Regions from separate parts of the Homo sapiens genome. Here region 2 is linked to region 1. Evidence: read pairs that join two places in POLR2A ChIA-PET (ENCODE). Cell type or tissue: OCI-LY7. All regions are shown on one strand. Links, peaks and the distances in the headings refer to the core of each region. The heading gives the core; the rest is flanking DNA.

Evidence for each region. ChIA-PET counts read pairs that join two places held together with the same protein. Peaks named below come from ENCODE experiments on the same cell type or tissue, not always from the same donor. Only the 100,000 strongest peaks of a DNase experiment are listed, where the experiment ranks them.
Region 2: POLR2A ChIA-PET joins it to region 1 with 12 read pairs; 6 of 35 experiments call an interaction of 5 or more read pairs at or near these places.

What each region holds. Positions count from the first base shown.
Region 1 is chr9:89,163,557-89,166,475 of GRCh38, forward strand. All of the region lies in intron 1 of SHC3 (SHC adaptor protein 3), which reads right to left. Among named protein-coding and RNA genes, the nearest start is that of SHC3, 14 kb to the right of the region's middle. In OCI-LY7, for the core only: no CTCF peak of the experiment used is centred there; no DNase peak of the experiment used is centred there.
Region 2 is chr9:89,305,606-89,308,524 of GRCh38, forward strand. The region is part of intron 2 of LOC105376136 (a long non-coding RNA gene); the gene reads right to left. Among named protein-coding and RNA genes, the nearest start is that of CKS2, 4.1 kb to the right of the region's middle. In OCI-LY7, for the core only: no CTCF peak of the experiment used is centred there; no DNase peak of the experiment used is centred there; H3K27ac peaks cover 526 bases.

The DNA of each region.
Region 1 (2,919 bases), core at 319-2,818:
ACACAGGAAGGGGAATATTACACTCTGGGGACTGTTGTGGGGTGGGGGGAGGGGGGAGGGATAGCATCGGGAGATATACCTAATGCTAGATGACGAGTTAGTGGGTGCAGCGCACCAGCATGGCACATGTATACATATGTAACTAACCTGCACAATGTGCACATGTACCCTAAAACTTAAAGTATAATTAAAAAAAGAAAAGAAAAAAAATATACCACAGACTGGGTGGCTTAAACTACACACATTTATTTTTCATTCTGGAATCTGGACATCCTAGATCAAAGTATTGTCAGATTCAGTGTCTGGTGAGGGCTCGCTCACTGGTTGCAGAAGACTGTCTTCTTGCTGCATTCTTACATGGTAGAAAGAGGTCAAGCAAGCTCTCTGGGACCTCTTTTATAAGGGCACTAATCCCATTCATGAGAGCTCCACCCCTATGACCTAATCACCTCCCAAAGGCCTCACCTCCTAACACCATCGAATTAGGGTTTAGGATTTCAACAGATTAATTCTGGGAGGACACAGACACTCAGTCCATAACATATCACATATCAAAATTCATGGTCTGATGCCACACACATGTAAGCCCACCTAGATTATGGTTTCCCTGAGAGTGGGACCATTCATCCAATTCATCTTGGATTCTCAGGGGCTCCGGCATTGGGCATCTGATAGAGTCTCACTTCATATGGATTGACTTGAAGGCTACAGAGCTCTGGAGACCCTGAGCAGAGGGCACCAGCTGTCTGAAAGGGAGAGGCAGGACAGAACTGTTTGCTTATGTGAGCTGAGTCTTGAAGGACAAAGAGCATTATTTTAGGCCAAGATGAGAAGGAGAGAAGGGGCCCAGAGGGGAAGAGTTTGAGCTAAGCCCAAAAGTGCAACTGGTTTGGGAGAAAACAAGTTTCTCCATATGGTTGGAGTATCGGGGGGTAGGGGCACAGGAGATGAGGCTCCAGAAGTAAGATGAAGCCAAACTGAAAGTTTTTACACTCATAATAAGGAATTTGGATTGAATTCTGTAAGCAAGGCAAGCAAGCAGCAGAGAGCTTTTAATTAGGCAGATGAGATGACAGACATGTATTTTAGAAAGATAAATAATTCACCACATTTACAGAAAAAGGTGAAAAATGCATATTTATCTTACTAGATGCTGAAAAAAACCTGATATAATTCAGCAACCATTTCAGATTTCTAAAAAGCTAGGATCATAGGAAAATTTTCTTAACTTGTAAAAATGTATATAATAGTAAATGTTGTTGATATTTGAATACAGAAGAGCTCACTTTGTAGCCAGGAGCAACAAAGTAGCCTTCACCAATAGAATTGATAACTGCACTCAAAACCCCAGCCAAGGCAATAAGAGAAGGAAAGGAATAAACTTAGTATACACACAGTGAAAAATATCTCTCCAAGTGGAAAGATGAATATAGAAGAATATTCACTATTTTATAATTTGCGAGAAATTAGAAACTGTCTACCTGTCTAACAATAGGGAACTGTTGGAATAAATTTTAGTTCACCCATAATTTGATTGCCAAGTGAATGCCAAAAAAAGAGACAGAATTATAGGTACTAATATTGAAAGATCTCCAAAGCATATAAAGTTAGAAAAGCAAGTCACAGATCAATATATGTAGAATGTTTTGTGTTGTGTAAAAGAAAAGAAGAAAAGATGAAAGAAAGAAAAGAAAAAGACGTGTTTGTGTGTGTGTGTGTGTGTGTGTGTTTTCACACACCCTGGAAATATAAGTAGCAGATCATTTTTGGGGATTATCTCTGAGAAGAATAAAATTAGTAAGTGTCAGGAAGAGAACTGAGAGGAAACTTTCACTTTTCACCCCAAACATTTGTGTATTGTTTGAAACATTTCAGAGAGGCTGTATCATTTTTTTCTCTAATTTAATAAGAAAAGTATTTCCCAAAGCAATTTTCTGGCAAGATCAGTAGTTTATTGCAATCATCAAGGCAAAAAAAAAAAAAAAAATGGTGAGGGCATGAATCAGAATAAAAGGAAGGGAAAAGAAGAAAAACTTGAAACCCTTTAGAGGTGGAAATGAGAGGTTGGTGACAACAGATGTAAGAGGCTTAGAAAAAGGAAGTGTTCAGTGATGACTTGGGGGGTCTCAGATTTGGGGAGAGGATGAACAGTGCAGTGACACATGAACAAGAAACAGATGCCAGAGGGAAAAATTGTGAATTTATTTTGAGACATGCTACACTTAAAAGGCCTCCGAAATGGTAGATGGGCAGGTTGCACCACCAGTTAGCGACACAGACCTGGGTAGATGTTTCAGTAGCCTTGAGCCCATGACGCTTGTCTCAGCTTCCAACATCACTCCTAATTGTCTTCTAATTGCCTCTACTTTCATTCTTACTTTTCCGATGGTTTCTCCACACAGAAGGTAGAATAATCTTTTGGAAAATTGCCAGTGGCTTCCCACCATACTTGCCAAAGTCCAGTGAGCTGTAGGTCTGACCTCACACCCCGTCTGGTTCCACACACTCCAGCCACGCAGGCGCACTCTGCTTCTGTCGCCTCCTGGAGATGGGCCCACACACTCATGCACTGACACCTACACACACATGTCCCATCCACATGCCAGATAATCCCACCCATTATTTGGGCTCCATTTCAGTATCATCTGGGAGAAGCCATCCTTGATTTCCATGTCACCACAACTAGTGCAGCCCCTGGTATTTTCTCTCCTCCGTCTCCCCAACTGGCACTGAAGGAGCAGGAAGCAAAAAATCCACCACTCTATCCCCAATCCTAGCACAGGCCTAGCACAGAATAGGGGTTCAATAGATACCCGTTGAATAAAACAATTGATTTAAAAATTGATGAAGGAATACACTAGTGAATGGGTGGATGGGGATGGCAAGACTGGAAAAAATCCAGAAACAAAAATGGGAAGA
Region 2 (2,919 bases), core at 128-2,627, 140 kb after region 1:
TAATCTTCTAGTTCAATAATTAGCTCTTCATTTGTATCCACTGTGCATTCAGTTTACTTACTAAATTTTTTATTTCAGCTATTTAGTTTTCAATAATATTTCCATGTGACTTTTCCTTAAGACTGAAGTTACTAAGATCTTTTCAGCTCTTTTATATTTACAACTTATATTCATAGTTGTAAAAAAGTTTGGAATTAACTATAAAACTGAAAGGCTTTAAAGCATTTGATGAAATACAGTGTCTATTTTTGATCAAAATTCAGCAAGCTAGGAATAAAAGAATTTTTAAAATGAGAAAGGGCATCTACAATTACAAAGCTGCAGCGAACATCACACTGTGATATTGTTTCTATTCTATTAGTCACATGTAGTTTATAGGTACAGAGGTCAGACGTCCAAAATAGGTCTGACTAGGCTAAAATTATGTCAGCAGGACTGAGTTCACTCTGGAGACTCTAGGGAAGAAATCTGTTTCTTTTTCCCAGCTTCAAAAAGCCACCTGCAGCACTTGCCTCGTGGTCACATTACTCTGACTTCTGTTTTTATCCCAGCTCCTTTACAGACCCTCCTGTCTCCCTCCTCTAAGGCCCCCTGTGATAACATTTGACCACTCTGATAATCCAAGATAATCTCCCTATCTTAAAATCCTTAATTTAATCACATTTGTAAAGTCTCTTTTGCTGTGTAAGGTAACATTCACAGATACCAAAGATTAGGATATGAGCATTGCTGTGGTTTGAATGTGTCCCCCAAATTTCACGTGTTGGAAACTTAATCCCCAAATTTATATGTTTATGGTATTTGGAGGTGGGGCCTTTGGGAGGTAATTAAGATTAAAGTCATCAGGGTGGGGCTCCCATGACGGGACTGTGGCTTTATAAGAAGAGGAAGAGACACCTGAGCCGGCTGGCCCTTGCCCTCCCTCCATGGGATGCCCTCCACCATGTTATGATGCAGTAGAAGGCCTTCACCAGATGTTGCCCCTCTACCTTTGACTTCCCAGCCTCCAAAATGGTAAGAAATAAATTTCTTTTCTTTATAAATTACCCAGGCTGTGGTAGTCCTTTATACCAACATAAAATTGACTAAGACAGACATCTTTGGGGGCCATTTTTCTACCACATTCATCCTCCTACATTCACTTCCCACAACTTTCCTTTCCATGACTTTTACAATCTAAGCCAAACCTATTCAGCATTTTCTGTGTGTACCACACTTCCTCACACCTTTACAACTACCAATCCTTCCTTTGGAAAGGTGCTTGGCCCTCCTGGCTTTCTACCTGTGGAACTCTAAGAGACAGAACAGAATAGTGGGTAAGAGGCCTAACTCTGGAGTCAGACAGTTTGGGCTCAAATATGAGTCTGCCACTTACTAGGAATTTTTGGTAAATGGTTTTGTTTTGTTTTAACCTAGATCTAAATGCCAGATTGTAACAAATACAAGAAATAGAAAAACCAGGGAAACTGCACCACAAGGAAACAATTACACAGATCCAGAATGTGTAACGTTCCACAGGCAAAAATGACCTGGTTTGATGAACAGATGTTAAAAAAGGTGGCAGGGGTGTGTGTGGGGAGGGTGTCTATGTAGGTAGAGGTTGGGGGGTTGTTTAAAGAAGACTAAAAGAGACAATAACAAAATGTGGTCGGGTGCGGGGGCTCACGCCTGTAATCCCAGCACTTCGGGAGGCTGAGGCAGCCGGATCATCTGAGGCCGTGAGTTCAAGACCAGCCTGACCAATATGGAGAAACCCCATCTCTACTAAAAATACAAAATTAGCTGGGCATGGTGGAGGGCACCTGTAATCCCAGCTACTTGGGAAGCTAAGGCAGGAGAATTGCTTGAACACAGGAGGCAGAGGCTGCAGTGGGCAGATATCGCGCCATTGCACTCCAGCCTGGGCAACAAGAGTGAAACTCCATCTCAAAAAAAAAAAAAAAAAGAGAGACAATAACAAAATGCAAGATGTAGGCCCAAGTTTGAAAGCAGGGTTAAACAAACTATAAAAAGCTTTGGTGAGGCAGTCAGGGAAATGTGAGTCTAAAACAGCTATCAAAGAGTATTAAGGACGTCTAAGCGTAAGTATGATGTGGTTATGCATTTTTTAAAAAATTTTCCTGAGATGCACACCATAAACACAGAGATACACTGAAAAGTTTTATTTAGGAGTGAACTGACATATCTGAGATCTCTTCAGTAATATTCTAGAAAAAAAAAGTTAGAGAGGAACAGATGAAACATGATTGGCAAACGGTAATTGCTGAAGCTAAATGACTGGAACAAGTTGAGTATCCCTTACCCAAAACACTTGGGACCAGAAGTGTTTCAGGGTTTTTTGGAATCTGGAATATGGGCATTTTGTTAACCAGTTCAGTATCTCTAATAGGAAAATCTGAAATCTGAAGTGCTCCAATGAGCATATCCTTTGAGCTCATGTCAGTGTTGTTCAACGTTTTGGACTTTTGGAGCATTTCAGATTTTCAGATTAAAGATGCACAACCTGTACATGGGAGTTGATTCTATTATTCCATGTGTTTGAACTTTTCACAGTGCAGATGGTCCTTGACTTACAATGGTTCAACTTAAAATTTTTTTGACTAGTCAGGATGTAATCCCATTGTAAATTAAGGAGCATCTATACATTTATTTAAAAATATATCTCCCAGGAAGTTTTTTTCCCCCAGGTTCTGCCAGAAAGTAATTTCCTTGTCCATTTTCCTTAACAGTTTATTCACATTTTTGCCATCATAGTAATTATACCTAATTATTTACTCTTATTATACTGTGCCTAAAATTTACTTCTTATTGTGTGCTTATGTGCAAGGAACTCTGCTATGTGCTAGGCACTCCGTGGTGAACAAGACAGACATGGCCTCTACACTAGCTTCACAGAGTTGTTTTTTTTTTTTTTGAGAC